3 separate regions of the Homo sapiens genome follow, and all the other regions are linked to region 1. A link is a loop called in an ENCODE intact Hi-C map of the cell type or tissue named here. Cell type or tissue: heart left ventricle. All regions are shown on one strand. Links, peaks and the distances in the headings refer to the core of each region. The heading gives the core; the rest is flanking DNA. Region 1 holds the start of TTBK2 (tau tubulin kinase 2). Region 2 overlaps TTBK2 (tau tubulin kinase 2). Region 3 overlaps TTBK2 (tau tubulin kinase 2).

What was found. Hi-C counts contacts between places; a loop is a spot of excess contacts. Peaks named below come from ENCODE experiments on the same cell type or tissue, not always from the same donor. Only the 100,000 strongest peaks of a DNase experiment are listed, where the experiment ranks them.
Region 2: it touches region 1 in a loop (2.4-fold over the local background); 43 of 110 quality-filtered maps call a loop at or near these places.
Region 3: a loop joins it to region 1, with 2.7 times the contacts of the local background. A loop is called at or near these places in 43 of 110 quality-filtered maps.

Annotation. Positions count from the first base shown.
Region 1 is chr15:42,920,458-42,930,524 of GRCh38, forward strand. TTBK2 (tau tubulin kinase 2) reads right to left here and starts at 321. Exons shown (of 15, transcript NM_173500.4): 1 at 1-321. RefSeq lists enhancers at 1-139, 140-640, 843-942 and a silencer at 1-322. In heart left ventricle, for the core only: a CTCF peak has its summit at 6,438; no DNase peak of the experiment used is centred there.
Region 2 is chr15:42,789,407-42,799,239 of GRCh38, forward strand. TTBK2 (tau tubulin kinase 2) reads right to left here. Exons shown (of 15, transcript NM_173500.4): 10 at 5,238-5,395. Among named protein-coding and RNA genes, the nearest start is that of TTBK2-AS1, 55 kb to the left of the region's middle. RefSeq lists a silencer at 8,045-8,339. In heart left ventricle, for the core only: a CTCF peak has its summit at 8,180; no DNase peak of the experiment used is centred there.
Region 3 is chr15:42,799,569-42,808,753 of GRCh38, forward strand. All of the region lies in intron 9 of TTBK2 (tau tubulin kinase 2), which reads right to left. It also overlaps the pseudogene KRT8P50. Among named protein-coding and RNA genes, the nearest start is that of TTBK2-AS1, 65 kb to the left of the region's middle. In heart left ventricle, for the core only: a CTCF peak has its summit at 1,651 (motif pointing right); no DNase peak of the experiment used is centred there.

The DNA.
Region 1 (10,067 bases), core at 4,953-7,452:
GGGTTTCTGGAGGAGGGCTCTGGTCCAGCTCAGGACCGGGACCGGCGGGGGTTAACCCTCGGCAGGCGGGACCGCCACTGCCTGCCCATCCCCCACCGCCGACTGCGGCGGGACCCGAGCGCGGCTTCCAGGGCCGGCCGGCTGGGTAGTCCCCTGGGGTACCGTCCGCGTTTACTGGCGGCGGCGGCGGCGGCTGCTGCTGCTGTTACTGCTGCTGCCGGCTCCCCCAAGCCGCTGCTCTTGTGCCAGCACCTGCTCCCCCTCCTGCCGCCGCCGCCGCCTCGTCCCCACCGCTCCCATCGCCGCTGCGGCGACTACTGCAGAGCCCGCTGACCCGACCCGACGTTATTCTCCCCCCTCGTAACCCGACACAGCCTAGCCCACCTGCCCTGCCAGCGCGCACGCCCACCTCTCCGCTACAGGTGCTGATTGGAGAGTGCGTTCCGAACTCGCAGCGTCGGTTGGCTAGTCCCATTGCCTATCACGAAGGGGGCGGAGAGTCGGGCAGAAACCGTCTCCGCCCCCCACCGGAGAATTGCCGCTATCTTCAGGTTTGCCTGAGAGGGCGAGTTACCGGGAAAGGAGCATCACAATGGCAGCGCGCATGCGCCTAGGAATTCTGGGCCTCGTAGTTCCAGCCATAGCCGCAACTCCCCGCCTGTCCCGAGGAGAGAAGTAGGGCTTCCGAGACAAGTAGTTTGCGCACATAGGTGTTCTCCTAGCGTGACAGTTAAATTGGTTATAGAGGGATGGTTGGGACCCCATGGTTGGGCTTTTCGGAATAAAATCGGAAATGCTTTGTCACGATACGAAATTACACACTGAGGCAGTCGCGATGAAGGGCCCAAATCGTGAGGCCCTGCAAGCCTTAAGGATCCATCCTCTTCCTCAGCATCAGCGCTGACAGCATCCCGCAAATTGGCGCCGTCCCCAGAACCGCCTAACGTGAAGCTAATCATCTTTGGGGGACTGGGGAAGGGCCTTAGGTGTGACGAGGAAAGGAGATGGGCACTTCCATAAACGAATGTCAACTTGGAGACCGGAGTGTCCTTACGGTTTCACAACCCAAGAACAAGATTTCATTCCCTTTGTGAAACACCACCAGCTAAAGACTCAATGGCCAGCCCCGGTGCACACCAGTATGCGATGCTGAGCAAGTGTATGCGGGAGGTGCTCAAAGACTTTCAAAGAAAAGCGAGGAGGGCGGAGCAAGGACGCTGTGCAGGATGCGTTTCTATTTAGTGTTGTGTCAGTCGCTTTGGCGAAGGAAAACCTTAAGATTAAGCACCTCTCCCATCTTTGCCCACCAGTGTACAGTAGAGAAAACACATGAAAAACGCTAAACAGCTTTCCTAAGGCTATAAACTAATCAGTGGCAAAACCAAAACTCAGGTCTCTCATACGCCCCACATCTAATGTCCTTTCTACTTAAGAATCACAATGATCCCCAGGGTTCTGCCATGAATGGAAAGAATGTAATGAATTATGAACTTCATTTTTACTTTAAATCCTTTTCTTCACTCAAGTGACATTGTCATTAAAGCTGATTAAGAATATAGAAAGGTAAATGACTAATCCTATATTCAATCTTGGAACTGTTCCTATAGAATCTGTTTCTTCTTGCTCAGGAAGTGCCACAGCCTCTTGCCATTCTTTTTAAAAACAGCAGGCATCTCTACTCTCTGTCATGTCCAGATCCTTGGATTGAAAGCAGGACAAAATGTACATTAAAGGCAAGTGATGATGCAGCTCATCTTGTTCTATGCAAACATAAAGATGTTGCCAAATTGTTTTTTATTTCTACTGATTAAAACCACACGTTACTTTTTCTATTACTATGTCTAATAGAGTACTTCATTCATTTCAGAGTATTGACCAATCACATAATTTGAATAAGAAAACATTAGGGTTTCTGTAAATATTTTTCTTTAAAATTAAAGAAGTTTATAGGGGCCAGGCACAGTGGCTAATGCCTGCAATCCCAGCACTTTGAGAGGCTGATGTGGGAGGATCACTTCAGTCCAGGAGTTCAAGACCAAACTGGGCAATGTAAGGAGACATAAGGAGACTCCTTCTGCACACACACACACACACACACAAAATGATCACGGAAGCATGGATTTAAAATTTTTTTTAATTAGCCGGGCATGGTGGCATGCCCCTGTAGTCTCAGCTATTCGGGAGGCTGAGGCAGGAGGATCGGTTGAGCCCAGGAGTTCAAGACCAGCCTGGGCAACATAACAAGACCTTGTCTCTACACACAAAAAATTTTTAGTTAGCCAGCCCTGTCTCTACTAAAAATACAAAAATTAGCCAGGTGTGGTGGCATGCACCTGTAGTCCCAGCCACTTGGGAGGCTGAGGCAGGAGGATTGCTTGAGCCCTGGATGTCAAGGCTGCAGTGAGCTATTATCGCATCACTGCACTCCAGTCTGGGCAACAGAGATACCCTGTCTTTAAAAAAGAAAAAAAAAAAGTTTCTAGGGAAAAAATGTCCAGATTCATTGAAATTAGGCTTAGCAATAAAAGCCTCCCCTTTTCTCCAGTCTTTTCCATTTTAGAATTATTGAGCTGTCCCCAGAGATACTCTTTCAGTCAGGCTAAATGTCAATGTAATATGTTATTCAAGAGCTGGTACTGGAGTTTAGGAATCCCCTTTGAGTTATAGATATAGATAGATCTCAAGTATATATATAAAACTCAAATATATATGCATGTATCTCTTTTAAGAAATAAACTGAGCATAGTGGCTCACACTTGTAATCCCAGCACTTTGGGAGGCCAAGGCAGGAGGATCTGTTGAGCCCTGGAGTTGGAGACCAGCCCTAGCAACATAGTGAGACTCTGTCTCTACAAAAAATATATATTTTTAATTAGCTGGCCCCTGTAGTCCCAGCTACCCAGGAGGCTGAGGTGGGAGGATTGCTTGAGCCCAGGAGGTCGAGGCTGCAGTGAGCTATGATTGCATCACTGCACTCCAGCCTGGGTGACAACGCAAGACTCTGTCTCTAATACATAAATGTGGTAGCCAGACTTCCAGATGGCCCCCAATGATCCCTACCTCACTTACTCTCATTCTTATTTATTCCTTTCCATACTGAATTGGACTGACCTGTGTAACCAATAGGATTTTCCAGAAATTATGGTGTGGGAATATCAAGGCCAGGTTATAACAGACATTGTAGCTTCTGCCTTATGTGTTCTTGGATCACTTATTTAGGGAGAAGCCAGTTGTCTTCTCCTGAAGATACTCTAGCAGTTCCATGCAGTGTTCCCCTGGCAAGGAACTGAAGCATCACATCAATAATCAGCACCAGTTTGCCGTCTATGTTAGTGAGCCATTCTTAGAAATGAATCCTCCAGCCCCAGTCAAGCCTTCAGATGACTGAAAGCCCAGCTGGCTTCTTAACCACCACCTTGTGAGACACTCCAAGCCAGAACTACCCAGCTAAGCCACTTCTAAAATGTGTTACTATATCACAGAAACTATGTGATATAGTAAATATTTACTATTGCTTTAAGCATTAATTTTTGGGATAATTGGTCATGCAGCAAGAGATAACGAATACAGTAAGACTTGGGAAAATAAGAGAGAGGAATAACTCAAGTCTAAGGATGTGTCCCTGGATAAGTCTAAAGGAATCAGACAGACTCTAGGATCAGTCTTACAGCATATTCAAAGATACAATGTCCAAAGTTCAGACATTAAAAAGTCCCCACACAGGACATAAAGCCCCTTTTAACACAGCTTCTTTTCTCCTAGCATGAAATAAATAACATATTGAAGAATCTCTTTCTTCTTTTCCTTTCCTTCCATTTATGTCCTCTTCTGCCTATCTTTAGGTACCACTTTGTAACCTTCTTCCCATAATCCAAACAGAAAAGGATCTAGATGTGTCATTTACATCACATTGTTATTAGGACAGCACCACAGTGTGAATCAGTGTGCAACTCAAGGAAAAGAGACCTCTGCCCTTTTCTCTTTCTATCTCTCTCTTTAGAAACAAATCTCAGAGTTGCACATGAGAAGTGGGTAAATATATGTTATGTTAATTATATCTCAATAAATCTCTTTTTTAAACTCATTACGCAGTGCTTTGAAACATGAAACTCAATAGTGAACTGGTGCTCAAGCATTTCTGCAAACCAGCAAGCAGCCCTGTTTTTCAGTTTTTCAGCAAATAAGTTTCTATTTGAATGTTACTTAATCCACAAACAAAATCCCCATAAACAAGTTTTTTTGTTTTTTTCTGAGACAGAGGCTTGCTGTGTCACCCAGGCTGGAGTGCAGTGGGCGCAATCTCGGCTCACTGCAAGCTCTGCCTCCCGGGTCCATGCCATTCTCCTGCCTCAGCCTCCCGAGTAGCTGGGACTACAGGCACCCGCCACCATGCCCGGCTAATTTTTTAATATTTTTAGTAGCGATGGGGTTTCACCGTGTTAGCCAGGATGGTCTCAATCTCCTGACCTCATGATCCGCCTGCCTTGGCCTCCCAAAGTGCTGGGATTACAAGCGTAAGCCACCACACCCGGCCCCCATAAACAAGTTTTTATAGAGCCTACTAATGCCATCTACTCTGATAGGCACTGGGAAAGCAAATTTGAATAAATTCAGTCCTGTCCCTCAGGGTTTCACAATGTAATGATTAGCAAACATGCAAATCTTATTAGAATACATTGTAATAACTGCTATAAGAGAGGTATACAGCATATAAAGATACTCAAAGGCCAAATCCTTGGGGTTCTCTGAGAGCTTCATTTCTTTAAGTCAGTATCAGCTGCATTCTGATTTCGACAGAAAGGCATTCACATCAAATATATTCACTACCTCAAGTGTTTGTGTTTTTGAAACTTTGTTCTTTTTTTTTTTTTTTTTTAGTGAAAATTTTACTTTTAAGTAAAAGACTTGATTTTTTTTTTTTTGAGATGGAGTCTCACCCTGTCACCCAGGCTGGAGGGCAGTGGCACGATCTTGGCTCACTGCAACCTCCACCTCCCAGGTTCAAGCAGTTCTCCCGCCTTAGCCTCCCAAGTAGCTGGGATTACAGTCACCTGCCAGCACGCCAGAATAATTTTTGTATTTTTCGTAAAGACGGGGTTTCACCGTGTTGGCCAGGTTGGTCTTGAACTCCTGACCTCAAGTGATCCATCCTCCTCAGCCTCTCAAAGTGCTGGGATTACAGGCGTGAGCCATTGCGCCCAGCCTTGATTTATTTTCTTTTTTTTTTTTAAACAGAGTCTTGCTCTGTCACTCAGGCTGGAGTGCAATGGCACCATCTTGGCTCACTGCAAGCTCCACCTCCCGGGTTCAAGCGATTCTCCTGCCTCAGCCTCCCAAGTAGCTGGGACCACAGGTATGTGCCACCACACCTGGCTAATTTTTGTATTTTTAGTAGAGACAGGGTTTCGCTATGTTGGCCAGGCTGGTCTCGAACTCCTGATCTCGTGATCCGTCTGCCTCAGCCTCCCAAAGTGCTGGGATTACAGGCATGAGCCACTGCACCAGGCCCTGATTTCTAATTAAAGAAATTTCAAGCAAAAAGAATTAGGTAAGAGAAAACGGTGTTGAGCGGGCAAGGCAAAAAACTCTCAATTTGGGAGATATGAGTTTATCGCCTTTTAACCTATTGATATCAATTTGTGTTTAATGATGATGATTAAAATAGACCGTAATATCAGAAAAGATTGACATTGATTAGACCTAGTAAAGTGAGAAAAGAAACTAAAAGAGTTTACATTCACAAAGTAATTCTAATTGTGGTTATTTCTTGATCTGCTTCCTGTTTAGGCCTTTTATGAAACACAGAATAATTATATCATTAACTGTTAACTTTTTGCAGGTTTTATTAGAAGAGTGAATTATAGCTACACATATTTGCTCATATTTTTGTTGCAAGGTCATATATATATATAATTTTTTTTTTTCAGAGATGGAGTTTTGCTCTTGTTGGCCAAGCTGGAGTGCAATGGTGCGATCTCAGCTCACCACAACCTCCGCCTCCCGGGTTCAAGTGATTCTCCGGCCTCAGCCTCCCTAGTAGCTGGGATTACAGGTGGCTGCCAGCACACCCAGCTAATTTTTTTTGTATTTTTAGTAGAGACGGGGTTTCATCATGTTAACCAGGCTGGTCTCGAACTCCTGACCTCAGGTGATCCGCTGGCCTCGGCCTCCCAAAGTGCTGGGATTACAGGTGTGAGCCACTGCGCCCGGCCCCATTAATATATTATTGTTGTATACTCATATTTTTAAAATGAGAAAGTAGTGGGGTGATGTTATGATTGTGCCTGTGACAGTCTGGAAAAAGTTCAGTGACTTTCAGTCTAGTTCAGGAACCTGCCACTCCACTCCAAACACTGGACAGCTTTCTGTGATTTTCAGGCTCTTCTGGCAGGATCATTAACTGGCTAGCAATGCTAATAGCGCACCCTAGCGATAATAGTGTTCCACTGCAAGGTGTATTGAAGCAAAACTGGTCTTATATTTTTGACATTAATCAAAGCCGACTAGCCAGTGGCTAAAGATTTTAATCATTTTTAAAGACCTGATTATGCTCATGAAAAAGATAATCTTTTTTTTTTTGAGACGGAGTCTCACTCTGTCGCCCAGGCTGGAGTGCAGCGGCACGATCTCGGCTCACTGCAACCTCTGCCTCCTGTGTTCAAGTGATTCTCCTGCCTCAGCTTCCCGAGTAACTGGGATTACAGGCATGAACCACCATGCTCAGCTAATTTTTGTATTTTTAGTAGAGACGGGTTTCCACCATCTTGGCCAGGCTGGTCTCGAACTCCTGACCTCAGGTGATTCACCTGCCTCAGCCCCCCAAAGTGCTAGGATTACAGGCATGAGCCACTGCGCCGGGCCAAAGATGATCTTAAAATATTTTTCCGGTGGTGTTATTTGGGAATTGTATGTTCTACCAAATAAAATATATTCATAGATGGCAGATAAAAATTTCCAGAAATGTATTAAGCACCTACATCAAGGCTACCATAGGATATCCTATGGAGGATTAAAAATATATAAGATGTGGTTCCTATATATGCTATTTTGAATTATAGTTTTTGTACATCTTATTTTTATAGAATGTAGAGGGATAATTTCTTATACTGTGTATTCCCCATACCTTCTTCACTCTGTAAATATTAAGTACACTCAGTAGGTATTTTAAAATAATTAATGCAAAAAGTTAAATACTAATAAGTACAAAAATACAAGTGATGTCACATTGTATTACCTTTCAAACAAGTGCTATCAACACCTCTGGGTTTGCCTTTTTCTGCATTTTTCTGTATTAAGATGCTTTCAAAGAAAAGAAATGGTATCACTCTGTTGCCCAGGCTGGAGTGCAATGGTGCCAGTATAGCTCTCTGTAACCTTGAACACCTGAGCTCAAGCAATTCTCCCACCTCAGCCTCTTCAGTAGCTAGAACTACAGCAGTGTACCACCTCATCTTTTTTATTATTATTATTTTGTAGGGCCAGGGCTAGCACTATATTGCGCAGTCTGGTCTTGAACCGCTGGCCTCATGGTATCTTCTCACCTTAGCCTCCCAAAGCACTAGGATTTCAGGTTTGAACCACTGCACCCAGCAAAATGCTTTTTTATTTTCCTCAACTCTTATCCAGAAACACAACAAGGGTGATTGTTAAAACAACAAAGAAAATCCTTCAGTGTGGAGACCTCAGAATAGACAGAAGAGAGAACAATCCTAGGAAATTTACCTTGGGAGTGGTAACAGCAGTATGGAACTAGAAACGGGACTTTTTGCGTTCCTGGGTCAGTCTGTCTGATAAACAGCATTCAAATAGAGTCCCTGCTTATTCTTAGCACGGCATCTCATTGTGTGCTCGCATGTTAAGCTTGCTCTAAACAAGTCAGGGTTGCAAGTCTGTGGGGGAATATCCAGATCCAGTTGGAGATGAGTTCTAGCCTTGCAGAAGGACAGTATACTTATTCCTCTTTTCTTTTTTTTTTTTAGACAGAGTTTTGCTCTTGTCGCCCAGGCTGGAGTGCAACCTCCTCGGCTCACTGCAACCTCCACTTCCTGGGTTCAAGCAATTCTCCTGCCTCAGTAGGAGGCAGTAGCTGGGATTATAGGTGCCCGCCACCAAGCTCAGCTAATTTTATTTGTATTTTTAGTAGAGATGGGGTTTCATCATGTTGGCCAGGCTAGTCTCAAAACTCCTGACCTCAGGTGATCCGCCCATCTCGGCCTCCCAAAGTGCTGGGATTACAGGTGTGAGCCACCTCGCCTGGCCTCCTGTTTTCTTAGTGAACTGAAACTTCGTTTTTTTGCTCACACAGATTTTGAAAAAATTCGTTGCTGGGAAAATAAAAACAACTGGAAAAAATAAAAATTTTAAACTTTGAATTCTAGTTGCATGTAATAGGAAGTTGAGAATGAACTCAAGTACATTTTATATATGATAAAGGTGACATCTCAGATAGTTCGGACAAAGATGGACCCTCTTAGAAATAGTGTCCAGAGAACCAGATTAGATGGTTAAAAATAATAATAAAATTGAACCACAAACAGGAATAAACTCCAAATGGATCAGAGATCTAAATATAAAAAGTGAAATCATACAAGTACTAGAAGAAAACATGGATGAATTCCTTTAAACCTGGGTGTGAGAAGAGGCTTTCTAATTATAATTCAACATCCAGATGTAATTTTTGAAAAGATTGAAAAATTTAACTACAAAACATTGAAAGAACTTTTATGGAATTAAAACTATAAAGTCAAAATCAGTGAGATAAAATATTTAAAATATATTTCACAGATAAAGAGCTAATATCTTGGATATATTAAAAATGCTTAAAAATCAAGGGAAAATAGAATTTAAAACAATAGAAAAATGGGCAAAAAATATAAGGTAGCTACTATACAGCTAAAATTATAAAGACTAACAGCATCCAATGTTTGTGAGGACGTGGAGCAACCAGAGCTCTCATACATTGTTGGTGGGAATGTAAATGGTACATTCATGTTGAAAAAAAGATCTGGACATTTCTTTCAAACTAAACATATATCTATCCTATGAATCAGCAGTTTGACTTCAAGATATGTACCCAAAAGAAATGAAAACATATTTTCACAAAAAGACTAACTCAAGAATGTTCAAAGTAGTTTTATTTATAATATCCCAAAATAGGAAACAGCTCAGGTCCGAAAGAGAACAGACTACAGACTGTACTATGTTCATAAGTGGAATATCACTCAACACTAAAAATAAACTAATACACAAAACAACATGGATGAATCTCAAAAACAATATGCTGAATGAAATAAACCTTGCCAAAGCATCATATTATATGATTCTATTTATGTGAGGAAGTCTTATGGAAAAGAGAACATACTGGATTATTCCAGTTATATAAAACTCTAGCACAAGACACACTAATCTATGATAGAAAAAAATCAGAACAATGGTTGCCTCTGAGTAGACAGGGGCTGGTATTAGCTGGTAAGAGTATAGAGAGTAATGATAATGTTCTATATCTTAATAGGGTTTTGGGTTACACAGGTGCCTGCATTTGTCAAAATTCCATGAATGTACACTTAAGATTTGTGCATTTCATTGAATGTACATTTTATATCAAAATTAAAAACTGGCCAGGCACAGTGGCTTACATGCCTTTCCCAGCACTTTGGGAGGTCAAGGCAGGAGCATTGCTTGGGCCCAAGAGTTCAAGACCAGCCTGGGCAATATAGTGAGAACCCTTCTCTACAAAAATAGAAACAAACTAGTTGGGTATAGTGGCATGCACCTGTAGTCCCAGCCACTTGGGAGGCTGAGGTGAGAGGATTGTGCCCAGATGATTGGGGCTGAAGTGAGGTGTGATCGCACCACTGCACTGCAGCCTGTGCAACAGAGTGAGACCCTGTCTCAAAAAAAAAAAAAAAAAAAGAAAAGAAAAAGAAAAAGAAAAAACCTGCAAAAAATATTGAGTTCTAGTTAATTATATGCATGCAAAATACATTGGGGGGCATATGTATTAATTATTGCAATTGACTTTGAATTTCCTCCCAAAAATAAGAGGGATTGATGAATGAATAGAGGGA
Region 2 (9,833 bases), core at 6,809-9,308, 130 kb before region 1:
GCTGTGGCAAATGATAGGATCTCCTTCTTTTTAAAAGCTGAATAAGGTCGGGTGTAGCGGCTCATGCCTGTAATCCCAGCACTTTGGGAGGTTGAGGCAGGTGGATCACCTGAGGTCAGGAGTTCGAGACCAGCCTGGTAAACATGGTGAAACCCCATATCTAATAAAAATACAAAAATTAGCCAGCTGTGGTGACGCAGGCCTGTAATCCCAGCTACTCAGGAGTCTGAGGCAGGAGAATCCCTTGAATCCAGGAGGCGGAGGTTGCAGTGAGCAGAGATCATGTCATTGCACTCCAGCCTGAGCAACAGGGCAAGAATCAGTCTCAAAAAAATAAATATAGAAAAATAAAAAGCTGAATAATAGTCCATTATGTGTGTGTGTGTAAGTATTTATACATCATCTATATTCCATTGTGTGTGCATATATATATACAAATACATACAATACACACACACACACACACACACATATACATTTTCTTTATCAATTTGTCCATCAGTGGGTATTTAGGTTGTTCCTGTATCTCGGCTATGGTAAATACTGCTGCAGTGAACACGAGAGTGCAGATACCTTATTTGGTCAACTAATTTTCAACAAGGGCACCAAAAGGACACAGTGGGATCCAATAAATGGTGCTCTTCAATAAATGGTGCCGGAAAAACTGGATTTCCACGTGCAAAGGAATTGGACCCCTATTTTACACAATACACAAAAATCAACTAAAAATGTATAAAAGACCTATATGTTAAGACCTGAGACTATAAAACTCCTAGAAGAGAACATAGGAGGAAAGCTTTGTCATAGTATTTTATTATTATGTGCACAGTATCTTGCTATACTTGCTATATTTCTTCCTCTACAAGATGTATTCTTTGTCTATTTTTTTTTTTTTTGAGTCAGGATCTCACTCTGCTGCCCAGGGTGGAGTATAGTGGCGCGATCTCAGGTCACTGCAACCTCCATTTCCTGGACTCAAGCCATTCTCCAGCCTCAGCCTTCGGAGTAGCTGGGACTATAGGTGCACAACACCACACCCAGCTAATTTTTGTATTTTTTGTAGAGACAGGGTTTCACCATGTTGCCCAGGATGGTCTCAAACTCCTGAGCTCAAAGTGATCTGTCCACCTTGGCCTCCCAAAGTGCTGGAATTACAGGCATGAGCCACTGTGCCTGGCCCGTACTTTAATTTATAAATAATTTGGGGGGTGGGTATTTCAGAAGTTTTGCCTTTTTGTTCTAATGCTTATCTTTGGACATAAACCTTTTTAAATGCTCTTAGTTCTCTGTGAGTTTTTGTTTGTTTGTTTTGTGACGGAGTCTCACGTTGTTGCCCAGGCTGGAATGCAGTGGCATGATCTCAGCTCACTGCAACCTCTGCCTCACAGGTTCAAGCAATTCTCCTGCCTCAGCCTCCGGAGTAGCTGGGACTACAGGTGTGCGCCATCATGCCCAGCTAATTTTTGTGTGTTTTTTTTGTTTGTTTGTTTGTTTTGAGATGGAGTCTCGCTCTGTCATCCAGGCTGGAGTGCAGTGGCTCAATCTCAGCTCACTGCAAGCTCCACCTCCCGTGTTCACGCCATTCTCCCGCCTCAGCCTCCCGAGTAGCTAGGGCTATAGGCACCTGCCACCATGCCTGGCTAATTTTGTTTTTGTATTTTTAGTAGAGACGGGGTTTCACTGTGTTAGCCAGGATGGTCTCGATCTGACCTCATGATCCGCCCGCCTTGGCCTCCCAAAGTGCTGGGATTACAGGCGTGAGCCACGGTGCCTGGCCAATTTTTGTATTTTTCAGTAGAAACGGGGTTTCACCATATTGGACAGGCTGGTCTCGAACTCCTGACTTTGTGACTCGCCTGCCTCAGCCTCCCAAACTGCTGGGATTACAAGTATGAGCCATCACACCCAGCCAGTTCTCTGTTTTTAAATCTAACCTTCTACTATTTGGTTTCTCAGTTTTAACATATTATTTTGTTTTTCTTCTTCAGGGACTCCAACAACCTGACTGTTATTTCTTCTCTGCCTTCAATTTGCATTACCTTCTCTCTAACTCTTTTGAATTATCTCATTTTCATTCTCTCAGGGTTTTTTCTTTGTCCTTATTCAATGACTTCTATTAAATTTTCACTTATGTCTATTCTCCTTTGTGCACTTTTTAATATATTCTTCAATTATGAGATAATTTTGTCTTTGCCTTCTATTTCTTTCCTGAGTTCAATCAATTATGATTTCATTTCTTCCTCTCCCAATAAGGTCTGAACCTCAGCCCTTGGGCAGGGGTGGGTCAGTTCTTGCTTGGATGTTTAATCTCACTCAGTCCTAGGCATCATGGCTGGACCTTGTATCTGCTATTCCTGTACCTGTATTCTTTATATTTATCTTTATTTCTTATTAATCAATCCTATGTTATTCCAATTCCCTATTACTGACTATAGTTAACAATAGCTTGTGTAGGCTGGGCGTGGTGGCTCGTGCCTGTGATCTCAGTACTTTGGGAGGCCGAGGCAGGTGGATCACCTGAGGTCAGGATTTCGAGGCCAGCCTGCCCAGCATGGTGAAACCCCCTCTCTACTAAAAATACACAAATTAGCATGGTGGCACATGCCTGTAATTCCAGCTACTCGGAAGGCTGAGGCAGGAGAATCACTTGAACCTGAGAGGCGGAGGTTGCAGTGAGCCGAGATCACGCCACTGCACTCCAGCCTGGACAGTGATAGAGTGAGACTCTGTAGCAAACAAACAAACAAAAATACTAGTGTATATTTCAAAATAGGTAGAAGGTTTGAAATGTTCCCAACACAAAGAAATGATAAATGTTTGAGGTAATGGATATCCTAATGACCCTGATTTGATCACAACACATTGCATGCATGTATTAAAATATTGCATGTATCCCATATATATGTATAATTATTGTGTAGCCATAAATAATTCTTTGATTTTTTTTCCCTATTCAAATTACTGTGTAGTTTCTGTCTCCTGACTGGACCCAAATTGATACATCTTTTTTCCTCCGTCACTCCACTAATGAAGGACACTTCTCCCTTTTTTTTCTTTTGAATTATGCATATTTTTACTTCCCTGAAATTCATCATCTGATCTATCAGGACACTTTTTAGTATTTTCCTTATTAGCATGGGTTTAGTCTTTCTAGCACTGGTTTTATTTATTTATTTATTTTTTGGGATCGAAAGACAGCTGGAGTATGGCACTGGTTTTAGATCAACCTTACATCCCATTGCTAATTTTCATCTTCCCCACAGTTTTTCTTGATCTGTCTTTATAAAGTCTTCTGGCAGGGGTAGGTGAGGCAAGAGCATGAAAGATACTGCACTAGGATTTGTGGTCTCATTTTTTTCTCTCTTTTTATTTACAGTTATTTTGAAGCTTAGGCATCTTCTACAAGTTACGCTGAGGACATGGTTTTTCTGTGTAGCTTTAGTTTTCCTTCTTTGTTATTCTGTGTTATTTTGGAGAAAATATTGGAAGATGGGAACATAAACTGCCTTCATTGTCTTTAGGTCCCTGAAGTGCTATCACCTGGATTTTTGCAAGTTTGAGACTTATTTCTAACAACAATCAAAGGGGAAGGACAAAAACACTAGAACAAAATTTCTGGACTGGCTCCAGCTCTGCCACTAATATTTACCTAAAGTTGGATTTACTTCAGTGTTAGGATTATTTCCTCACTTGTAAGATAGGGTGGCTGGACCTAGGGCAGTGGATCCCAAACTCTGATAAGCATGAGAAATACTTGATGCATATGGACTTCTGTGCCCCACTTCTAGGCATTCTGATTCAGTAGGTCTAGGGTAGGTCCCAGGAATAGGCGTTTTTTAAAAACATCCGTGGTGATTCTGGGTCTAGTCAGGGTCTCACATTTAGGAATGCTTAGACATGATAGTCAGTGATACTATCCAGTTATGTGAGTCTATGAAAACTCTTCCGATGATTCAACAAGTTCTAGTGATCCCATCTTTCAATATAAAAATCACAGCTGGGCACAAGGGTGCATGTCTGTAGTCCAGAGAGGCTGAGGTAGGAGGATTGCTTCAGCCCAGGAATTTGAGGCCATAGTGCACTATGACTGTGCCTATAAATAGCCACTGCACTCCAGCTTGGGTAACACAGCCAGACTCCATCTCTTAAAAAAAAAAATCAGGCCGGCGCAGTGGCTCACGCCTGTAATCCCAGCACTTTTGGAGAACAAGACAGGCAGATCACTTGAGGTCAGGAGTTTGAGACCAGACTGACCAGCATAGTGAAACCCCGTCTCTACTAAAAATACAAAATTAGCCGGGCGTGGTGGCAAAGGCCTGTAATCCCAGCTGCTTGGGAGGCTGAGGCAGGAAAATCGCTTGAACCCAGGAGGCAGAGCTGAGATTGTGCCACTGCACTCCAGCCTGGGCAACAAGAATGAAACTCCATGTTTAAAAAAAAAAAAAATAAAAGCAATGGATGAGTGGTATAATGTCCCAATTAACTTAAATTGTATGATAATTTGTCCCTATTCAGTTTCTTTTCCCCAGAGACGGGTCCCACTCTGTTGCATAGGCTAGAGTGTAGTGGCACAATCATAGCCCACTGCAGCCTCTAACTCCTGGGCTCAAGTGATCCTTCTGCCTCAGCATTTTGGGTATTTACCTTTTTTTTTTTTGACCAAAAAGTTTGAAACAACCAAAGCAGGTAAAAAATTAGAAAAAAAAAAAAGACAAATAAAAAAACAAAATAAAAGACAAAAGGAACTCTAATACACGTAGAGGAAAAAACATTAACAATAAAAAACTAAGATCACGGAAATAGATCATAACCTTTTCTTAATACATTATGAAGGTTAAATCACTTTAAGAGGAACATGTTACATGCTTTGTTCCCACTAAACTTTGGCACAGTATAGTTAGATATAACTGTGGCACATTCTTTTCAGGGTTCCATATGTTATTTGGAAACACAACTAATGCTGGTCCTCATTTTGAAGAATACCCATTATAAATTTGATATCAACAAGTCACATAAGCTCTAAGCTCTAAGCTCCCATTTCACAGTATAATCTATTAGTACTATCTAAAGCAAGTAATTCCAAAGGCGTACATAAGAGCAATGTTAATTCGAGGAGATCCACAGGCTTTCCCGGATGTCTTAGCATTTGGTCATCTGAGGGAATCTGGATGAAGTAAATTTTTGCAAATATAATACATCCAGGAAAGACACCACCAAATGATCTGTTTAGGACATACCCAATTGCAGCAGGGGTCAAGCGAGTGTGCAACTGAGGGGTGGTAGAAGTAGTGGTGGTTGTTAGGGAGCCATCATTTCCAGTCTTCTCCCAGTCAAAAGGGTCACTCTCAATTACTCCAAAAGTCTTGATGCTATTGTCAAACACGGATGTAAGAAGCTAAACCACAAAGAAAAAAACTAGAGTAAGTGAACAGTAAACATAGTCACTTTATTCTATAAGAGAAAGCACACCAGACTCATAAAATGATTTTGTAATGTGATTTTCTTTAAAAACTGATGGCTCAAATTGCGAAATTTGAATAGGAACTATATGTAGATGATGATAGTGAATTAATGTTGATTTTTCTCCGTTGTGTAGAATGTTTCTGTTTTCGAGGGATACATAATGAAGCATCATATCTATAACCTACTCTCAGATGGTTGGCTAAAGGATGTGTGTTGTGTGTAAGTGTATATGTTTGTGCATTCAATTGAACCATCTATTTTATCATTTATTTGTCAAAACAAAACAAAACAAGGACTTTTTATATGTTTCAACCTAAAAAAGTAGCCAGTGTTAACATGTAACGTGTCTAGGTAAGGGGAATATAGAAGTTCATTGTGCTTTCCTTCATTTTTTTTTTTTTTGCAGGTTTAAAAAATTCTTAAAATATGTGTGTGCATGTTTGTGTGTCTCCATATATAAATTATCAAAAAATTGCTTGATTTATATTCTGTTAGTTTGATTTATATCCTGTATAATTTCATTTTTTGTCTTTCAATTCCTAAAGTTTGATGTGATCTTAAGAAGGGTCTCATAAAAGGCCTCTATTGTTTCTGTCATAGGCAACATTTCCAATTTTATGATTATAGCTTTATTCTCTCCTCATCATTTCTGGAACTCTGTTACTATCCTATCCTCTGAGATTCATCTTGTACATTTCCTGCCCCAGACCTGAAATCAGCACTTCTTTGGAGGATTTTGCGCAGGTCTGATTTAGGCTTTAAAAATATTACTTCACCAGCCTGGCGAACATGGTGAAACCCTGTCTCTATTAAAAATACAAACATTAGCCGGGTGTGGTGGTACACGCCTGTAATCCCAGCTACTCAGGAGGCTGAGGCATGAGAATTGCTTGAACCTGGGAGGCGGAGGCTGCAGTGAGACAAGATCGTGTCACTGTACTCCAACCTGGGTGACGGAATGAGAATCTTTCTCCAAAAAAAAAAAAAAAAAAAAGATTACTTCAGCTATTAAGTGGTCAATAGATGCCATAAACAGGGATGGGAATGAGGGTACTTGGAACAGATGACCAGTTAAGAGATTACTGTCAGCTGAACCAGCATGGTAATAGTAAAGGTGATAAGAACTGCACATAGATTTCTGTCCTGAGCCACTGGGTCAGTGCAGTGACATGGAAAGCAGTGAGTTTAGGGAGGAATAGGAAATGCAGATATAAATTTGGGTGTCATCAGCATATAGATATCAAGAGATACTGGCCACGCACGGTGGCTCACGCCTGTAATCCCAGCACTTTGGGAGGCTGAGGTGGGCGGATCACTTGAGATCAGGGGTTCAAGACCAGCCTGGCCAACATGGTGAAACTCTATCTCTACTAAAAATACAAAAATAAGCAAGGTGTGGTGGCAGGTGCCTGTAGTCCCGGCCACTCGGGAGGCTGAGGCACAAGAATTGCTTGAGCCTGGCAGAGACTGCAGTGAGCCAAGATTGTGCCACTGCACTCCAGCCTGGGTGACAGAGCGAGACTCGGGTCTCAAAAAAAAAGAGAGAGAGAGAGATATTATTTAAAGCCATAGAACCAGCTGGTATTATTGAGGAAGAATAGAGAGCAAAAGATCAAGGGCTATAGCCTAGAGTACTCCAATACTTAGGTGAAAGAAGAGAAAGACTCAGCAAAGGAAACAAAAAAGGAGTGGCCAGTGAGGCAGGAAAACCACGAGTCTGGTATTCTAGACTAAAGTGAAGAAACCATTTCACTAAGGAGGATGATCAAATGTTATCAGTTGTAAATGTATAGTTATTTCTGTATTTAATTAATTTCTCTTTCAACCCAGACTATATGCTCCAAGATGCTGACATTAATCTGAGCTTACTCATCATTGTGTCTCCAGGATCTCATACATTACCTTATTCATAACATTCCTAAAAACATTCCAATAATACATGTTAATTTGTAATAATATTTACTGACTCACATGATTTAATCTTTCATTTAAGTTCCAAAAGGAAGAATTGTAAATACAGAAAAAGAAACTAAAAAGATAAAGGGAACTGGAAAAGACATAGTTATAAAATCTGAGAAATTTTATTTGGGTCCTATTTTTGTTCATGTAAGTCACCTACGTTATAGCTTAGACTTCTCCAAATGTCAGAGGTAGAGGGCCGTAGAAAACACAAAGGAGGAAATAAAGATGGACTGGAACCTAGGGAATTGAAGTGCCAGACCTTTGACCCTCTCTCCTAACTCTGAAATCAAGGTTCTCATAGGTTCTCACAGAGTGAGATGCATGCTTCCTGGAAGGTGGAATCCCCATACAGGGGAGCCTTGCTATGTGAGCACTTAGACTGCCACTGCTAAATTCTCTGTCTGTACTGTGCTGCAACAGGAATGATCCTAAATGGCTTTTATGTCAGATGTCCTTTTATCATGGAATTATTTTCTTACATCTGTCACAGTATTGTATGTCTTAGAAAATGTATTCTATGGCACTGGACCTCAAATTAGAAACAGTTTGTTACTACGATGGTGATATTAGACACCAGCAGCAGGAGGCAGAAAGATGGAGGACACAGAACAAAAGAAATAGGAAAGCTAAAAGCACTGAGGCACTTAAAGGCACCCTAGTGGGAACAAATGGTCAGACTGGGCAGAGGTCTGCAGATATTTTAGAGAAAAACATTTCTAATCTAGCAAAATAATTTTCTAATTCGGGAGCAGGGTGGCGCTAAATCCTAACCTTCCTCAGATTGGAATAGTAGAAACAGGACAAGTCAGGGACTTACTTTTTTTGGTAACTGAATGTGTTACATCACATTTGGTTATGATAAATAATAAAAACAGAAAACTCTTAATTCAGTGAGTCAAATAGATTTGAGAATAAAAATTACCTTGTAAGTCATCTATATAGTATATACAGTATATGTAGTGTGTGAATACATGTCTGTGTATATATATATATGTGTGTGCCTGTTAAATTTGAATAGTCCTCATGCCTTTTTTATTTTTTATTATTTTTATTTTTATTTATTTATTTTTGAGACGGAGTCTCACTTTCTTGCCCAGGCTGGAGTGCAATGGTGCGATCTCGGCTCACTGCAACCTTCGCCTCCCGGGTTCAAGCGACTCTCCTGCCTCAGCCTCCTGGGTAGCTGGGACTACAGGCACACGCCACCATGCCCAGCTAATTTTTGTATCTTTAGTAGAGACGGGGTTTCACCATGTTGGCCAGGATGGTCTGAAACTCCTGACCTCAGGTGATCCACCCACCTCGGCCTCCCTAAGTGCTGGGATTATAGGCATGAGACACCATGCCCAGCCTCTCATTCTTTTTTATATCCCAATGTCACTGGGGAACAAAGCACTTTCCCATCAGAACAGGGACTCACTGTGGCAGTAATTCTCAAACTGGAAAGGGAGAAGGGAAAAATCTGAAAAAAATCTTCAAAATGATTCCAACGCTTCCCTCTAAAAGGCATGTCCCATATCTCTTCATTGGTAATCTCTGAAAATCTAGTATACATCTGACTCCTTATTTTACTTAATAATACATTCTTAGAAAATACAAATTCACCTACATTTAGAGTCTAAGTTTCTCAAACTAGGGTAACATGTACCCCCAGGGGATGCAGCCATATGCCAGAGAGAATTTAAAGTCATTTGACAATGTGGCACAGCTTCCTCAAGTATTTTACACAGAGGTATGACATTTATTACAATATTTCATAATACAATGAACACAAAGAAGTTGGAAGGCAAAATTTAAATGAACCTTTAAGATAAATCAGGAGAATACAAAGAAATTTTGGACTTATGGTTGATACTGTAAGGCTATTCCCAGACTTCTTGAGAAATATGCTTATACTTGGCTGCCAGAGGAGTAACTGGTGAAACAGTGTGAGAAACACCAGAAGCAATTATCTTCGGGAAAGTGAATCTTCTGTAAATGGATGTAGGGAAGAGAAGCAGTTAAGTGAAGGGGAAGTTGTTTGAAGAGGAGGAAAAGAGGAGGGAGAACTTGAAGAAGGTAATGAACAGGCAAAAATGCTACACAGGTTGAGCATCCCAAATCTGAAAATCGAAAATCCAAAATATTCCAAAACACAATTTTGGGTGCTGAAGTGATGCTCAAATGAAATGCTGACTGGGGCATTTCGGATTTTCGATTTGGGTTGCTCAACCAATATAATGCAAAATATTACAAAATCCTAAAAAATCTGAAATCCACTGGGCGCGGTGGCTCAGGCCTGTTATTCTAGCACTTTGGGAGGCCAAGGCGAGCGGATCACGAGGTCAGGAGATCGAGACCATCCTCACTAACGTGGTGAAACCCCGTCTCTACTAAAAATATGAAAAAATTAGCCAGGTGTGGTGGCG
Region 3 (9,185 bases), core at 394-2,893, 130 kb before region 1:
ACTATAGACATGTGCCACCACGCCCAGCTAAATTTTTTTGTATTTTTAGTAGAGACAGGGTTTTGCCATGTCGGCCAGGCTGGTCTTGAACTCCTGACCTCAAGTGATCCTCCTGTCTCGGCCTCTCAAAGTGCTGGGATTACAGGCGTGAGCCACCGCACCCGGCCCTGCATTACTTTTTATTTGGCCACTGTGTGGATTATTTGTGTCAACCCCTCTTCTACTTGCACTTATGAATAAGAAGCAGTCCATTTTAAATCTGATGGGATATTCAATACAATGATTTTTCAAAAGCAAATTATTCAAGATACAAAGTAATAAAAGTCAATTACAGCCTAGGCAACACGGTGAAACCCTATCTCTACCAAAAATACATAAAATTAGCCAGGTGTGGTGGTGTACACTTCTGGTCTCAACTACTTGGGAGGCTGAGGTGGGAGGATTACTTGAGCCCGAGGAGGCAGGGTTTGCAGTGAGCCAAGATCACACCACTGCACTCCAGCCTGGGTGACAGAGTGAGACCCTGTCTCAAAATAAATAAATAAATAATAAAAGTCAATTACTATGTCAGGATAATGAGATTCTGAATAATCTAGATTTTCTATTTTTCTGTTAATTCTAAAACTTTTATAATGACCACATATTACTTTTAATAACTAGAAAAAATTAACCAACAAAAATATATTATTCTAAAATAAATTGACTATATACCTATATGCAGCCTACATAGATGCTTGGTGCAAGCTCCTACTACCTAAAATACCCTTATTCTTTATGGCAATCAGTCATCTGACATACACACAATGCCTTAGGGAAGCACTCCTCTCATCCTTAGCACAAAATGCAATCAATAACTGTATCATATTTACCTCCATATGAAATCCCAGTCTGCCCTTTCAAAGAGAGTGTAGACCAAGTCCAGCTTTTGCAAAACCAAGAATTATTTGTAAGGTGATATTAAGAACTCACTAAGAATCCTGATTCCTGAATTCTCAGTTAATAAATGGAAAATTAGTGGATCAATAAAGTACTTAAGCAGGAGAGCACTATGGCAATGTTGGCTTGGCTGATTGAAAGGCAGATTATTTAGAGCAAAAGAAATTGCCCCACTTCAGTGATAAGTAGATGCAATAGAGGGAAAGAAATGCATACAGTCTTTTTTTTTGGCAGAGCTAGCCGAGGTTTATTTTGGGAAAAAAAAAAAAAAGCAATTGAATTGTTTCATAGCTGGAGGCATGGGCAAGGGGGGGTCCCCAGGTAGTAAACTCCCTCGCGGATGGGCTGAGGGCTAGGGCTGAGCCTCGGGTGGGTCTCCCGTTCCCTGTGTTCCCCTGCACAGTGGCCTCCCTCCTAGGCTCTGCGGCAGCCGCAGGAGGGACAGGCTGGGAGGGGCTTCACTTGGGCAGGACGTTGGAGGACTCAGACACTAGCTTCCCATCACGGGTTTCGATCTTCTTCATGACCACGGCCCTGGAGGAGCTGGTGTGGCTGAAGGAGCTGGAGCCCATGCCAGAGCCAAAGCTGGAGCCCAGGCCGTAGCTGAGGCCAGGGCTTGTGAGGCCCCCATAGGCCAAGCTCTGACCACCTGCATAGCTGCTGGTGGTCTTCATATGGATACTCATGTTCTGCATCCCAGACTCCAGCCAGCTCTCCTCGCCCTCCAACAGCTTCCTGTAGGTGGCGATCTTGATATCCAGGGCCAGCTTGACGTTCATCAGCTCCTGGTACTCACGCAGCTGCCGCGCCATGTCTTGACTGGCTAGCTGCAGGGCGGCCTCCAGCTCAGACAGCTTGGCATTGGCATCCTTAATGGCTAGCTCCCCACGCTGCTCGGTATCTGCGTGGCAGCCTCCAGGGAAGCCCTCTGGCCTTTGAGACCCTCAGTCTCAGCTTGGAGCCAGCTGATGTTCCGGTTCATCTAGGAGATCTCAGTCTTTGCACACCACAGGTCATCCCCATGCTTCTGACCCAGCGTCTGCAGCTCCTTATACTTGATCTAGTACATGCTCTCAGCCTCAGCCTGGCTGCGGTTGGCAATCTCCTCGTACTGCACCTTGACCTCAGGGATGATGCTGTCCATGTCCAGGAAGCGGCTGTTGTCCATGAACAGCACCACAGATGTATCCGAGATCTGGGACTGCAGCTCCCGATCTCCTCTTCATACAGCTGCCTGAGGAAGCTGATCTTGGCAGTCAGCTCTTTCAGGGAAGACTCCAGCTCCATCTTGTTCATGTAAGCTTCATCTACATACTCCTTGATGAGCACAAATTCATTCTCCATCTCTGTACATTTACTGATCTCAACCTCATACTTGTTCCTGAAGTCCTCCACCAGCCCATGCATGTTGCCAAGCTCCGCCTCCAGCTTCAGCTTCTCCTGGCCCAGAGTCTCCAGCTGCCACTTAAGGTTGTTGATGTAGCTCTCGAACATGTTGTCCATGTTGCTCCGAGCCATCTTCTGCTGCTGCACGAGGCTCCACTTGGTCTCAAGCATCTTGTTCTGCTGCTCCAGGAACCGTACCTTGTCTATGAAGGAGAAAAACTTGTTGTTGAGGGTCTTGATCTGCTTCTCCTCCTGGGTGCGCACGGCCTGGATGTTGGGGTCCACCTCCAGGTTAAGAGGGCTCAGCAGGCTTTGGTTGACAGTGATGGTGGTGATGCCTCCACTGGCCCCACCATATCCTGCACCCAGGCCACCCCGGAAGCTGCTGCTGCCCATTCGGGAGAAGCTCGAGGAGCTGATGCAGGCACCAGGCCCACTCGTGTAGGAGAGGCTGTTAAAGGCCTGGGGGCCAGAGGTGGACACCTTGTAGGACTTCCGGGTCACCCTGATGGACATGGTGGAGGCAGGCGGGCCGAACCAGACGGAATCCCAGAAGGAGTGGAGAAGCTGCTTCTTGGTCTGCACACAGTCTTTACTTCTCTGCTCTTCTTGGGGATTTTAGCAACATTGGTAAAGAAAAAAATTTAACTGCACCCATCCTCTAACAAACTAAACCAGCAAAAATAAAATAAAATAAAATAAAGAGAATGAGTTGAAGAAGCTGCAACCTTTACCTGTTTTCACCATTAAGTCGGGTGTCACATAGCAACGGGGATACATTCTGAGAAATGTGTCGACAGGCATTTCATTGTGCAAGCATCATACAGTGTACTGTGATGGTTAATACTGAGTGTCAAATTGACTGGATTGAAGGATACAAAGTATTGATCCTGGGTGTGTCTGTGAGGGTGTTGCCAAAGGAGATTAACATTTGAATCAGTGGGCTGGGGAAGGCAGACCCATCCTTAATCTGGGCACTATCTAATCAGATGCCAGTGAATATAAAGCAGGCAGAAAAATGTGAAAAGGTGAGGCTGGCGTAGCCTCCCAGCCTACATCTTTCTCTGATGCTGGATGCTTCCTGTCCTCCAACATCAGACTCCAAGTTCTTCAGTTTTGGGACTCAGATTGGCTCTCCCTGCTCCTCAGCCCGCAGACGGCCTATTGTGGGACCCTGTGATCATGTGAGTTAATACTTAATAAATTCCCCTTTATATATATATCTCTATTCCATTAGTTTTGTCTCTCTAGAGAACCCTCACTAATACATGTACTTACACAAAGCTAGATGGTACAGCCTATTACACACCTAGGCTATATAGTATAGCCTATTGCTACTAGGCTACCTATCTGTGTAGCGTGTTATTGTACTGAATACTGTAGGCAATTGTTATGCAATGGTAAGTATTTGTGTATGTAAACATATCTAAATATAGAAAAGGTATAGTAAAAACACAGTATTATAAGCTTATGGGACCACTGTCGTATATGCAATCCATCATTGACTGAAATATCATTATGTGGCACATGACTGTATATTAAGATACTGGAGATTCAGAAGTGCCCCATGTGGTTGGCTGCCCCAGGACCTGAGGCAGGGTAAGGCAGCATGGTCACTTACTCAGCCAAAAGTGCTGGATGATATCAGTCTTCCCTTTCAGGGGCTCAGTCAGTCCAAAAGGTAAACTGCCTGGAAATATAGTACACTAAGGCTTTTCAGTGCCTCCTCACAAGGCCAATAAAAAAGGTAAACAACATTTTCTTATTGCTGTGACAGGACAAAGCAGCAAAGAGGAAATAAAAGAAGTTCTATTAACATAGAAGGTAATGCTGAGTGAAGAAAAATGAGATGATTTTAGGCAGGGTGCGGTGGCTCACATCTGTAATCCCAGCACTCTGGTAGGCCAAGGCGGGCCGATCACCTGAGGTCAGGAGTTCGAGACCTGGCCAACGTGGTGAAACCCCATCTCTACTAAAAACATAAAAATTAGCCAGATGTGGTGGTGCACACCTGTGGTCCTAGCTACTTGGGAGGCTGAGATGAGAGGATTGCTTTAACCCGGGAGGTGGAGGTTTCAGTGAGCCAAAATTGTACCATTGTACTCCAGCGAGGAGTGCAAAAAAAAAAAAAAAAAAAAAAAGAGAGAGATGATTACAAGCAAATGCAGCATCACTGTGGTACATGTAAAACTACTTACATTTCTTACATTTACATGATACTTTAAAATTTATAAATTATTATCATAATTACCTCATTAAAAATATTAACAATGGCCAGTTGCCATGGCTCACACCTGTGATCCCGGCACTTTGGGAGACTGAGGTGGGCGGATCACCTGAGGTCAGGAGTTCGAGACCAGCCTGACCAACATGGTGAAACCCCATGTCTACTAAAAATACAAAATTAGCTGGGCGTGGTAGCACATGCCTGTAATCCCAGCTACTTGGGAGGCTGAGGCAGAATTGCTTGAACCCAGGAGGTAGAGGTTGCAGTGAGCTGAGATCACGCCATTGCACTCCAGCCTGGGTGACAAGAGCAAAACTCCATCTCAAAAAAAAAAAAAAAATCTTAACAACAATGCTGTGAAGTCAGTATTTCCACCATTTCACAGACTAGAAAACTGAGATCTAGAAAGGTTATCCAAACAGTGTGTGGCAAAGCATCAATTTAAACAGGTCTTTTAAGTATGGTGCTATTTCTACTAAAGAAGAGTTACAGCCAGTCAGCAGGCAAGGTAAAAACAGCATATAGTTGAAATTATTCTTGAAAGTGCCTTAAAATGTCCATAAAGTACAGAATACTACCATTTCTCAATAGGTGCAACAGAGCCAGTTTTTCCTCCAGCTCTAGAATAGACGTCTTTTCCTCAGATGAATGTGGATAAAGTAAGCTGGCTGCAGACAGCAGTCACATTTGTACCAAAAAAAGTACTCTGCTTTCAACTACTGGACTCATACTGGTGCAGCCTGATTTGGGGCCACTGAACTGCTGTCAACGAGAAGACTGAGAGAATAGCAGATGCATGAGGGCACTAAATCATTACCCTCACCATAAAGCATGACTAAGCCAAAGGACAGGCAGAATCACAGACGTTAAGATTTTTCTACCTCCTGAACACACAGCTGAATTTAAGAGAGTCATGTAAACATAGTGTGACTCTATTGTATTCTATAGCTACATCAAATATCCACTCCTTGTTTCAGACATACATTGACTGCCTACTGTCCTAGGTGCTGGGAATACAAATGTTAACAAAACACAGTCCTGTCTTTGGGTGGTTTACATTCAATAGAAGCAATAATCAAGCAGATTTAATTAAATTTTTCACTTTTATTAAATGCCTATCATTGTGCTATGTTCTTGAGAAAATTGAGATAAATGTGCAAGGCCCTGGCTCTTAAGGAGCTTATATAATAAAGAGACAAAACAAAGTACTGCTGCTCTAAGAGTTGAACCGAAGAAACTACTCCAGTATGGAATATGGAAGGAATTGAAGGAATCAGAGGAGGCTGCGGAGAAACTGACATCTGAGTTGGGCTTTCAATTTCACAAGACAAGCAGTGTTATGAAACAGAGGCACGTTCCAGGTAGGGCACACTGGGAGAAGAGCTGGTAGTCTCATCTGACTGCATCGAGGGGTCTAATATGACTAGATCACATAAGTACAATGGGGAATGAAAGGAGATAAGGCGTAATGGGGCAGAGGCAACAATTCTCCCATTTCCCTCCATCTCTATTACTTCTCTCAAGTCAAGGCCATCATCATCTTGCCTCCTGGCCACAAGGGAATACTCTATCTCCTAGCCTCCCCTGCAGTTAGAATTGGGCCAGCGTGATTGAGTTCTGACTACTGGGCATACACCAGTGTTGTAGATCACTTCCAGGCCTGCTGTAAAACCCCTAAGCCATCATCCACACTATACCCTTTCCTGATAATAGTAAAAGGCCATGTATTAAAGACAGCAGTGTCAATATATGGGCAGAGCCTGGATTTTCAAGTTACTCTTAAGAGTTGCCTAGGAGAGCTGTACAACTTGACTAATGTATTATATGATCAAGAACCTTTATTGTGTTAAGACACTGATTTTTAGGCCAGGCATGGTGGCTCATGCCTGTAATCCCAGCACTTTGGGAGGCCAAGGTGGGTGGATCACTTGAGGCTAGGAGTTTGAGACCAGCCTGGCCAACATGGCAAAACCCTGTCTCTACAAAAAAATACAAAAATTGGCTGGGCATGGTGGCATGTGCCTGTGGTCCCAGCTACTTGGAAGGCTGAGGCAGAGAATCACTTGAACCCAGGAGGCAGAGGTTGCAGTGAGCCGAGATCACACCACTGCACTCCAGCCTGGGCAACAGAGCAAGACTATGTCTCAAAAAACAAAACAAAACAAAATACACTGATTTAAAAAAATTTATTTCTTTCCAAGGCACAGCTCAGCTTATCTCAGTACCTTCCCAACTAGTCTCTGATTCTCCTTTGTTTCATTTGGATGCACATAACCGCAAAAGTAATCCTCTTAAAGCACAAATTGGATCACCATGCTCCTGTTTATAACACTTCCAACGCTTTGTGTTGTACTTAGAATAAAAATCCAAACTCCTTAAAAAGGCCTACAAGGCCCTGCATTATCTGGTTTCTGACTCTTTCCAACCTCACCTCAACCTGGTCTCTCTCCTTATTTATTGTCTGACCATACTTGTCTTCTTTCAGTCCTTTCTCCCATTAGGGCCCATGCATGTACATGTTCTTCCCTTGGCTTGTAACATTCTACCTCTTATTTTTGCTCTTCACATGGCCAACACAATCCCATCTTTTGGGGCTTGGCTTACAATCAAGCTTCTCTAACCTGTAACCCAGGATGGCTTTGAATGTGACCCAACACAAATTTGTAAACTTTCTTAAAACATTATGAGATTTTTTTGTGATTTTTTTTTTTTTTGGCTCATCAGCTATCATTACTGTTAGTGTATTTTATGTGTAGCCCAAGACAATTCTTCTTCTTCCAGTGTGGCCCAGGGAAGCCAAAAGATTGGACACCCCTGGGCCTTACATGGTAGCTTTAGAAAGAGACCTTCCTTGACCACTCTATTTGATCGGAGGTTCCCCCTTGTTTTCAGCTCAACCTTGTAGCATCTATGCCCTCAGAAAAATTTAATTCAGATGTTATCAGAGTCAGAGGATCCTACAACTGCTCTATGTCCCCCAAAGCAAGAGGCAAATCTACTGCATTTTTATGTAATCTACATTTAAATAGCCCCATTCCTAAACCTGGAAAGTATATTAAGAAGATTAATGAAGCTTGCTTAGCTTTGCATTTCCTCTCTATCCTATCCTCTGATATTAGCAACGTTGTAGCAGTGGGTGAACTGGTTGAGATACACATTTTAGTTTCAGGCTCACCAACGGTGTGTATATTTATGGATTCCATTAGTCTTCTCAACTTGCTAAGTGATGCTTAACAAATTTGAACACTCTAATAAAGATATTTGTGTTACCAGGATCACGTGATCCTATTATTATTATTATTATTATTATTTTTGAGATGGAGTCTCACCCTGTCACTCAGGCTGGAGTGCAGTGGCACAATTATGGCTCACTGCAGCCTTGATTCACTCAAGTAACCCTCCCATCTCCGTTTCCCAAGTAGCCGGGACTACAGGTGCATGCTACCACACCTGGCTAATTTTTTTTGTTGTTTTTTGTTGTTGTTGTTGTTTTGTTTTTTGTAGAAACAGGGTGTTACTATGTTGCCCAGGCTGGTCTCAAACTCCTGGCCTCAAGTGATACTCCTGCCTCAATCGCCCAAGGTGCTGAGATTACAAGCATGAACCACTGTGCTTGGCCCACTCTGTCTCTTATAGTTGTTATAATATTCAGAATCTGACAAAAACAATATTTATAGGAACATATCTGCTTTAATCTTGTTTATAATTCTGATATCTTCACATTTATTTTAACAGACAGAAAACATTATTTATGCACTTATAGGGTTAATTTTTCTTGTATTCTCTGTGTAGGAGACTGTTGATCCAAAGTAAAGACTTAATTAAATTTGCCTAACATTTGTTGAAAATTTAGGTGCCAGGTGTAATATGGGGTTAAAAAAATAAGACATGGCTGTTTCTCCAGGATTTAAAAGCTAGTTAGGAAAACAGACTCATACATAAATACTAAGTACAGATAAACTTGATGTAATTTCCCAAAATAATATAATACTTCTCAAAAGCAAATTTCGACCTTTACTGTAAAGTGAGAGACACATGAAAGATTCCTGGTAGAAAACAAAATAGCTACTCTCTCTAGGTCCACAACTGATGTCAAAGTGAACAGCAGCAGCTATTGGATGAGGTGTTGGCCATGTGCAACGTGTTGAAGTAATAATATTCTATGGCAAGATATTCCAATTTTTAAAGATTTATAAAATATACACAAAGTGAAAGTGGCTCTGTAAAACTGCATCATTTAACACTTTGATTATAACAAAAAAACTGACTTTGGTCTTAGCTCAGAATAGACAAAGCTGGAAACATATCATTGCTATTTGACCTTTGATGTAGCTAGGGAAGCAGTCATATTTAATATGGATATGCTTTTTGCTTGTTGCTGGAGGAGGTTTATTGTTTTTTTTAACTTTATTGGTTGTCCCATGAGAAACCTAAAATTTTGAAAGAAAAGACCAGGTATGGTGGCTTCATGCTGGCTATTTCAGCACTTTGTGAGGCCAAGGCAGAAGGATTGCTTGAGGCCAGTTTGAGACCTGCTTGGGCAACATAGGGAAACCTCATCTCTGCTTTAAAAAAAATAAAAAAAAAAAGCCAGGCATGGTGCACACTTGTAGATCAAGCTACTCAGGAGGCTAAA